Linked DNA regions of Homo sapiens: region 2 is linked to region 1. A link is a loop called in an ENCODE intact Hi-C map of the cell type or tissue named here. Cell type or tissue: sigmoid colon. All regions are shown on one strand.

Region 1 (5,000 bases):
GGTTTGTTTGCTTGTTTGCTTGTTGTTTGTTTGTTGGTTGGTTTGTCTTTAAAGATGGAGTCTCACTTTGTTGCCCAGGCCTGAGTGCAGTGGTGCCATCATAGCTTACTGTAATTTCAAACTCCTGGGCTCAAGGAAGGCTCCTGCCTCAGCTTCTTGAGTAGCTGAGATTATACGTATGAGCCACCATGTCCAGTGAATTATTATCTTTAAGGTGTCTGCACTTTTACATATGCATACACTGTAGTTCAGCAAAAGGCTGTGCACACCATGAGTGCTTGTTGAGTATTGTCAAATGTCTAGTTGATAAGGAGGAGCTAGAAACAGAGAAATGCCATAGCCAAGGCTGCTCTGCCCCTGACCTGGTTATGCCTTCCAGTTTAACCCAACAAACAGTAACTGAGCATCAGTTGGGTGCCAGACACTGGACAAGATGCTGGGGATGCAAAGAAGAATAAAGCACAGGACTGACCTGGAGCTGCTCCCAAGAAAATGGGATCAAACTTATTACAGTGGCATGTATGGACTTGTGGAAGGACAGATCATTCCAGCTCTGAAAGTCAGGGAAGGTGGCATGGCAAGTTGGATTTTGAAGGGTTGGCAGGGGTTACCAAGGTAGGGAAGAGCATTTGAGACAGAAGGAACACATGAGTGAAGGCATATGTTGCTGGGGGAAAAGGGCATGCAGCAGGTTCAGGAGAGAGCTGTAGGGCTCAGATTTAAAGAACCCATTATATTTGCTCTGTTTGGGAGTTTGGATCTTATCCTACAGGCAAATAGTTGCACAAAGTTTGAAGGCATGTAAGAGAGTGAATAGGCACCTCTAGAAATGGGCACAAGGTTCCACACGGCAGACACTGAAGACTGCTTCTGTTGTTCATATGGAATTGCTGTTGGCAGAGCCTGTCTCATAAACATGTGGCTCAAAGCTGTTGCTCAGCAAAAGCCACCCTGTTCTCAGTGGCCACACACCTATCAGGGCCCTAGAGACAAATCCCAGCTGCAGCTGAGGCCCTTGGAAGCAGAGATTTCTGCTTCAAGACCTTTCTTCCAGCCTTCCTCTGCAGGGTTGCCCATTGGTACTAATTAGTAATTGATTAATATGTGCTGTTGTTGTTGGATTTTAAAAGGTATATTTCCCATTGGCTGGGCGCAGCGGCTCACACCTGTAATCCCTGCACATTGGGAGGCCAAGGCAGGCAGATCACTTGAGGCCAAGAGTTCGAGACCAGCCTGGCCAACATGGTGAAACCCCATCTCTACTAAAAATACAAAAATTAGCCAGGCATGGTGGCATGCGCCTGTAATCCCAGCTACCAGAGGGACTGAGGCAGAGGCATGAGAATCACCTGAACCCAGGAGGCGGAGGTTGCAGTGAGCCAAGATTGCACCACTGCACTCCAGCCTGGGCAAAAGAGCGAGACTCCATCTCAAAAAAAGAAATGCTTGAAAGTGAAAATCTCTAAACATCTAATGGAAGTGCCAAGAATATTATGTTTATATTAAACATTAATTTTCTTTTTTCCTTGCTAACCAAATACCCAGTTATCCATGCCTAAGGAAAGAAAGTCCAGCTGGTTGACCAAATACCCAGAAGTCAGGTACCTCCCTCTCTTCAGGGGTAATTACTCAAATCACAGCCTATTGTTCAGAGATGTGTGATCTCAGGCATGCTGGATTCTTCAGGTTTGTCCTGCTTTAAATCACAAGTATTTTAACAACCTTACAAGAAATGGTTCTTTGTTCTTTGGTATCCTATAGTATGCTTGTAAGCTTCTGAATTTGTTCCGGTTAAATTGAATAGATGCGTGCGTGTTGGGGGAGGAGGGGATGGGGGCTGGGGGCTGGCAGTGGGAGAGAGAAATTAGAGAGACTGAGTGTTCCATGACAGCTCCACGAGTGAAAGCTGGAATTGGGCTTCATTGGAAAAGACACAGTTGGGGAAATACTTGAGAATAATAACCTTGAATAATTACAAGAAAATGAGAAAGGAAAAGGAGATAATAGTAGCTAATAATGAAGCAATGTTGTTATTGAACATGGTGGCATATGCAGTTGAACCTGTCCATGCATGGACTTATTTAGGGACTTAGTTCATTTGATCCTCACAGCAACCCCTGAGAGGGATACTGTCATTATCCCACCCTACAGATGAAGAAATTGAGACTTAGGAAGGTATCCAAAATCTTACTGCTGGAAAGAAGTAGAGTCAGGATTTGAACCCAGATATCCTGAGGGATACTTGGAAAATCCTATTTAGCAGGCCCAGACTTCTAGGCCATTTGCCAAACATTCATACTTTCTTCAACTGAAAAAAGATGAGCTTGACAAACTGTCACCAATATGTCTTTTTTTTTTTTAGGAACTGTAAGGCAATTACTATTAAATAGTTTTAAAAGTAATAAAATAAATATACAGAGAGCAAAACAAATAAAGCAAATGTGGTAAGATATTAACAAATGGGGAATCTGGGAGATTGGTATATGAGGGTTCTTTGTACTATTCCTGCAGCTTGTTGGAAAATCTGAAATTGCCAGGTGTGGTGACTCATGCCTACTGTAATCCCACCTACTTGGGAGGCTGAGGCAGGAGGATTGCTTGAGCCCAGGAATTTGGGACCAGCCTGGGAAACATAGTGAGACCTCATTTCAAAAAAAAAAAAAAGCCTTAAATTATTTAAAATAAAAAGAAATTCCAAACCTGTGACTAATGTGCCTACCAAAAAAATTATTATCTTCTATTTCATAGTATGCTTATAAATTTCTAAATCTGTCATGGTGTATTAGTCCGTTTTCACACTGCCGGTAAAGACATAACTGAGACTGGGCAATTTGCAAAAGAAAGAGGTTTAATGGACTCACAGTTCCATGTGGCTGGGGAGGCCTCACAATTGTGGTTGGAAGGCAAAGAGGAGCAAGTTGCATCTTACATGGAGGGCAGCAGGCAAAAAGAGCGCTTGTGCAGGGAAACTCCCCCTTATAATACCATCAGATCTGGTGAGACTTACTTGCTATCACGAGAACAGCATGGGAAAGACCTGCCCCCATGATTCAATTACCTCCCACCGAGTCCCTCCCACAACATGTGGGAATTCAAAATGAGATTTGAGTGGGGACACAGCCAAGCCATGTCACATGGTTTACACTGGGCAGAACACCAGGGCGTGTGTGTGTGTGTGTGTGTGTGTGTGTGTGTGTGTGTGTGTGTAGGGACTGGACGTGTGATGTGAACTGCACAACTCTTTTCTTAACTCTGTTCTGAGAAGCCCACTTCTTGGATCCTGTGTGAGAAAAGTAAATCAGTAACTAGATTTCATGGTGGCCATTAATCATTCAGGTTGTAAAGCAGACCCCTGAGAAGTGGTAGGCAGGTCCTGTCAGGGAGCTTGACTGGGGACAGGCCTCTTTGTCCATCCCCACCATTTTCACTTTCAGGAGAAAATAACCTTCCCAGTGCCAAGACACCAGTGCAATTAGCTTTACCTAATTATTACCTAATACTGTTTTGAATCTAGAAAATGAAAGACTGCTGAAAAATCCTTTTACTGCTTCTTTTCTGAATTATTCCCTCACAGTTTTTCATAAAGAACCAGTTAATTAATTAGGGCCTGTAAGGAGAAAGAGGCTTTCTTGATCTTTGGCCAAGAATTCCCCAAATCGCTCACTCTGCTTGTTCCAAAATCCTGTGCTCTTAATGACTGGGCACAGAAACCATTAATTCTGTCAGGTCAGGGTGAATTTTGAAGCTTCAGTACCTGACACCCTAGACTGGAATTTGGTTTGTCAAAACAAAGGGAAGGGAGTGGATAGTGAAGGAAGAAGACAGTTGGGCAGGAGCTGGTTCTAGACCAGGGCACCTCACTCAAGCAGGGGCAAATCTCCATAAGCAGCCTCACAGGGTGAGCGGGAACCTTAGGACTAATCTCTTACGACCGCGTGGGTAGCTGGGAAATCCCTTTGTCATGTGGGAGATTTGTCATATGCTATTTGACTTGGTCACTTTTTCCAATAACAGTCTCTTGTGCTAAAAGGGGTGGAAAAACAGACTGTGAAATTCCAATGCCCCTGCTTTTTTTTTTTTTCCTTCCCTTGGGGCCATAATTCTTCCACCTGTGTTGGCATTATGAGTTTCTAGTTTCCCTTTAAAACAGAGGCCTTGTTTATGTGTAGAACAGGATTTTCAACCCTGGCACGGTTGACAAACTGGACCAGATGATTCTTTGTTGTGGGGCTGTCCTGTGCATTATAGGATGTTAAGCAAAACCCCTGGCTTCTGCCAACTAAATGACAGTAGCACTTTCTTCTTACAATTGTGACAACCAAAAATGTCTCTAGACATTGCCAAATGTGCCCTGGGGGGTGATCAACCCTGGTTGAAAATGATTGATCTAGAACCTTTTTAGGAATAGGGGTCTTCCTGGTTTTCCTGGGAAATCACTGGAGACATGAGAGGGACCAGAGCAGGCTGGATGCATTTGACTCAAACTCAGGCTCATGAAGGAAAGAGGAATAATTATGATTTTATATCAGAGGCATTCTGGAAGACAGGGTTTGCTATATTACTCTGGTGCTAGTTCTAAAGCATTAGAATGATGTTGTACTCTGCATTTGCTGTTCATGCAAGGAGCTTTTGAAAGCGGTCCCAGGATCAGGGCAGTACAGGAAGCTGGCCTAGAGATACTAAGATTCAGATCACCAGGCCAAGTTCTTTGAACAATTAGAAATTCAGTATTTTAAGAATGTTTGGGAGAGTCCGTCTGAGACCCACCCAGGTTGACTCTCCAGATTTACCTATTCCAGGCAGTCTTTCTCCTTCTTCTTTAACTAAAACTGCTCTCTCTGTAAAGGTCACCAAATTCATCTTTTACATTCCAAGAACAAAGCTATGGACTGCTCAAAGCGAATTTCCATGATTCTTCAGGTGTCCACCCTATATTTTCAGGAAAGTACTGAAAAGGTTCACCCAGGATAAAATATTTGCAATGCCTTAAATTAGGGTGA
Region 2 (5,000 bases), 180 kb after region 1:
CCCTCCACATGCAATGACCCAGCCACAGTCCCCCTGACACACATACTCATTTATTGGGGCAATATAATTTACATTTTAAAAACCAAACAAAGGTAAATACACTTGGGAAATTCCATGAAACCTGAACAAATAACTGTGCATGAGTCATAGGAAACAGCAATGGAAGAGGAAGTGTCTAAATATCAGAAAACAGATGTTCTCACAAATAAATCTAGTTGAGATTTAAGTAAGTGGCTCTGAGCCTCTTACCACATAATTGTTTTTCCTAGTTTTGAGTAAGGACAACACAAACATTTTGGGATCAAAACAATGTGAAGATTTAAAAAAGAACAAGAAAGCAAGGCAGAAAAAACCTTCACAAATAAATGATTAATCTCTGTCCAAACGGCAGCTGTCCTTATTGAGCATCCACAAGCTTGTCTGCGAGTGTAAAAGGAGGGAGAAAGGACCCTGCCAGGGCCGGCCAAGAGCGATGCACCTGCATTTAACCTGTGGTCTCCAGCCTCCTCTTCCAAAAGAATGAAGCTATAAACCTTCATTCTTCTGGTTAAAAAATACAATACAGATTCAAATAATACTGGCCAAATGCTGGCCTTTCAGAATTGACAGAAATACAAATGAGATAGTGCATGTGAGGGTGGTTTGTTTCCTTAGAAGTTATTTACCAAAATAATAAAAGATCTTCTTTCACCCTTTGAACTAAACCAAAACCCTTTTTTGAAGCTCCTAAAGAATATACTGTTTTCTTTTTCAATATGCTTTAAATCTAATGTTTCTACAATCATATTAAAAATGAAATCCATATATGCTCAACATGTGAGAAACATCTATTTTTTTTATGGGAATTTTTGTTTTTTTGAGACGGAGTCTTCCTCTGTGGCCCAGGGTGGAGTGATCTTGGCTCATTACAACCTCCACCTCCCAAGTTCAAGCAATTCTCCTGCCTCAGCCTCCTATGTAGCTGGGGTAACAGGCACCCACCACCATGCCCAACTAATTTTTGTATTTTTAGTAGAGATAGCGTTTCACCATGTTGGCCAGGCTGGTCTCGAATTCCTGACCACAGGCGATCCACCCACCTCGGCCTCTCAAAGTGCTGGGATTACAGGAGTGAACCACTGCGCCCAGACACCTTTATGGGAATTTTTACTTGAGCCACACCATAACGGAGAAAATCAGGACAATCCAAACCAACATCCACCCCCCTACCTGTAAAAAGCATAATAAAATTAGGTGGTTGCACAGAGATAGTTTCCTTTATCACTTCCCTAGAGTTTTTACTGAGATTAACAGGCTTTGTACTTCTTTTTTCCATCCCAAGATGAAAATGACCCACACTGAGGGACTATGTTTTCTGGCAGCAGTGAACGACGGCCTCTTCTTTGCCACTGAAAGTGAGCAAGTAACCACAAGTTCGTGTATGTCATTACCGTGATTGCTACACCCAACTGGAAAAAGAATATTCCTACTGTGACTCCATTAAAGTCTTTTCAAAGCAAAATATAGCATAGAACAGAAAAATGGACCTTAGTTCTTCCTTGGGCCATCCATTGACAAGTCAATTTTGTTACAAATAGTACCTTGCATACACATTATCACAAAACGTGAAAAATTAAACTAGATGTAAGTTTCATATGTTTTGGTGGGGTGGTAGACAATGCCATCTTCAAAAATTTCTTATATACAAGAAACTTGTCTTTGTCTCTAAAGGTGCTGGGAGAACAAGAATAAGAAGAAAATTAACTTCATTGCATTCCTTTTTTATTAACATTTATGAATTACCCAGTGAAAAATATAAACACATACTTTTAATGTCCTAAAACCTCAAACGTGTAAAGCAATGTTTTACTTTTAACTGAGTAACTTTGGGACAGGACAATTGTGCAACAAAATTACCTGGCAGAAGATCCAAATTCTTTGTCTTCTATGTAAGCTACTAACCCAATTCTTGACGAGACAATGTGATGAAAAACAGAAGTCAATATAAAAAAGACTCTTCTCAACAAGTGGGGGATCTTTATTATTAAACACTGTTCACTTTCTGCCAATGAGCAAATATACCAAAACCTCTTACCATCCCTGCCATCATCATGTCCTGGTCAGCGTCATCTTGTTTTCTCTTTAGCTCTTTTTCTGCTTCCTGCAGTTGCTTCAACATATTGTTCACCTCATTATCCAGATCTGTAACTTCTGCAAAAGTTCTTTCAGCTTCTGCCTTGGTGCTGGTGGCATTCTAGGCACAAAAGAAAATTGTACTTTTTTTAAAAAAGCTTTCCTTTTTCTCAAGTATGCTCCCGCTCCTTTTATAATTTATAAAATGTCTTAAAAATATAATCCAGAAATAATAATATATTGATTTATACTATCTCATGACTTACATTATCAATTTGGGTTATAAATAATCATAAAAAAAATTACTACCCACATAATAACATTTTGTATTTTATCTAGCACTTTCATTTGTATCCTCTTCTTTAATCCTGGAAACTTCTGTTCTATTATTGCTATTTTTAGTTGGGGTCATACAGACAGCAAATGATAAACATTTAATGGCATACACTTTCTACGACATCATATTGATTAGATGCTTTCGCTGAGGTAAAATTTAAATTCAAAGCTAGCTTGGTTCATTCTTGGCAGTTCATCATAATGTACAAAAAGACCACAATCCTGAAATATGAGTATTTTATAAAATATAATTAATCCAAAAGCCAACTGTTCTAAGGAAACTAAGAGGTTTCTCTGATTCTTAAATACCTAATTCTAAAATTGCTCCAATCTCTCTTTTAAATAAAACAAACAGATTGACCTTGAAATAAGAGAAAGCCAAACTAAAAAACATTATTCTTGAAGATGACTTCAAAGAATCCTAGCAATGGCAGCTATGGGAAGTCTCTCCTAGGAGTGGCTTACATATGGCAATATACTTGAAAGGGGGACTTGAAAGTTATATTGATAAGGCACACTACATAGTATTGAAATAAATACCACCTGTCTAGGTCAAAGAAGAATGTTTATTTAGAAAAAGTCTGATTTTTTGTGGGAATGGGCTCTATAGACCTCTGAAGCCAGACCTCACACTGAGACATAGTAGAAATTTTAGAGTAAAGCACCCTTTTACTGAGTTCCCCTCCTCAATGTGGATACCTACTCTCATGCCTAGTCAAAAGAAAAAAAAAAAGACAAATATGGTTTAAGACAATTTTACTGAAGTTCAGGAAAAAAATCTGCAAGGGCTCTGAGGGTCTGGAAAGAAACTGGAAAGTGACCAGAGAAAGATATGGGCAGGGACTCTTGGAGAAGAGGAAACGCACACCTTTTGGACAGCGCTCGCGATCCTCTCCGCCTCATGGGCCTTGTTCTTGGCCTCTGTGGCATCCGCCGCAGCACTGCCCAGGGCCTGCTGGGCTTCTCTGGTCTTTTCATTGGCTTCAGTGATGGTCTGGTTGATGGCAGGAATCTTCCTTAGTGCCTCCTCTGCGGCCGTCTTGTTATCGTTCACACGCCTATCAAAATCTGAAACAAGTTCAAGGACACATTTGAGCTAAACTCCCAACAAGTAAAAAGGGGGCCTTTCAGGGAGTTCCAACTGGATTTTGTTTTATGAACAATGGAAGTCAGGGTAAAAAATGGAAGAGAGCATGGGCTGAAATTTTAGAAATTACACATCTCTACAGAATAGGTCTCCCAGTTAGTGTTATAGAAATGTTCCGTTTCTGGAAATAGAATTCTTACTTCAACAATGTGCTTTAAAATGCAGAGCGCTGAGCATCCCATTACCACTACCTCAACCATTATTAAAAGCTGCAATTTATTTAGTGTTTACTGTGTGTCGGGTACTGAGTTAAGAGCTTTGTGTCTTTGACATAAAATAGGCTGTATCATTTTTATAAGAAAATTGAGGATTAAAGAAGTTACATGACCTGTGGTGCAGGGTGCAGGGTTTTGAACCAAGGCCCACTGACACCAGAGTCCATATTTTGAACTACTACTTTTTTTTTTTTTTTTTTTGAGAGACAAGGTTTCACTCTGTCACCCTGGCTGGAATGCAGTGGCACAATCACTGCTTAGTGCAGCCTTGACCTCCTGAGCCCAAGGGATCCTCCCACCTCAGCCTCTCAAGTAGCTAGGACTACAGGTATGTGCCAGCATGCCCGGCTAATTAAAAAAAAAATTTTTTTTTATAGAGATGGGGTCTCACTATATTCCCCAGTGAGGAACTGGTGTTCAACTCCTGGCCTCCAGTGATCCTTCCTCCCGAAGTGTTGGGATTACAGGCCACCGTGCCTGGCCCATATTTTCAACTAGTACCCTGTAAAGCATCCTGTAAAGCTTCTCTATTTATAGAACCTATGACTGTTTTATCAGACAAGAATTCACAGTTGCTCAGTGAATTGGTCACATTTCTCTTCTATCTGGGGTGAAGAAAAAAAAACAACAACAAAGAATCAGATGCCACTGGCAGAGAAAATGAAAGATAATCTCCATTTACCTATATAAGTTCTCTAAATAGGCATCTTGGTTATGTGAGTTTGCCTAATAAGAAAACATCTTTAAAAAAAAATCCATACTGAAGTATGCAGGGATAAAATGACAGGAGCTCTGGGATTTCCCTTTGAAATACTTTAGCATAAAAAAAGTAGGGAGTTGGGGATGAAGTAATAAATATGGTAAAAGTCATGATTAAAAAAAAAAATCACTCTAGTGGCGGAAGCATTTGCCCCTGTTATCTCAGCCTTTTCTACCTTTCAGGTTGTTGAGAATGTCATTAGCTTCTTGTAAGGTATCCCGTCCCTTCTTTGCAGCTTCTTCAGCGAGGGCCTTGGCAGCATCAGCTCGGGCTAGGAGTTGGTCTGCGGTCTGCAAACACATGGCAGATGAGAGGATGAACCCTCAAAGCAAATCCCTTCTGTCTCCTGGACAGACAAGGCTCTCCAGAGGTGCCACCCTGAGACTTGCCAGCATAAAATCTGTTAGGCTGCTCTCTCAGCACTGGGGTC

What was found. A loop is a pair of places that touch in the nucleus more often than their neighbours do. Peaks named below come from ENCODE experiments on the same cell type or tissue, not always from the same donor. Only the 100,000 strongest peaks of a DNase experiment are listed, where the experiment ranks them.
Region 2: it touches region 1 in a loop (4-fold over the local background); 2 of 110 quality-filtered maps call a loop at or near these places.

The regions. Positions count from the first base shown.
Region 1 is chr1:183,309,930-183,314,929 of GRCh38, reverse strand. The region is part of intron 1 of NMNAT2 (nicotinamide nucleotide adenylyltransferase 2); the gene reads left to right. Among named protein-coding and RNA genes, the nearest start is that of NMNAT2, 110 kb to the left of the region's middle. In sigmoid colon, no CTCF peak of the experiment used is centred here; a DNase peak (open chromatin) is centred at 3,119.
Region 2 is chr1:183,134,902-183,139,901 of GRCh38, reverse strand. LAMC1 (laminin subunit gamma 1) reads right to left here. Exons shown (of 28, transcript NM_002293.4): 24 at 4,746-4,860; 25 at 3,317-3,516; 26 at 2,075-2,233. It overlaps LAMC1-AS1 (LAMC1 antisense RNA 1), which reads left to right. Exons shown (of 3, transcript NR_149048.1): 3 at 1,322-1,500. Among named protein-coding and RNA genes, the nearest start is that of LAMC1-AS1, 3.9 kb to the left of the region's middle. In sigmoid colon, no CTCF peak of the experiment used is centred here; no DNase peak of the experiment used is centred here; H3K27ac peaks cover 452 bases.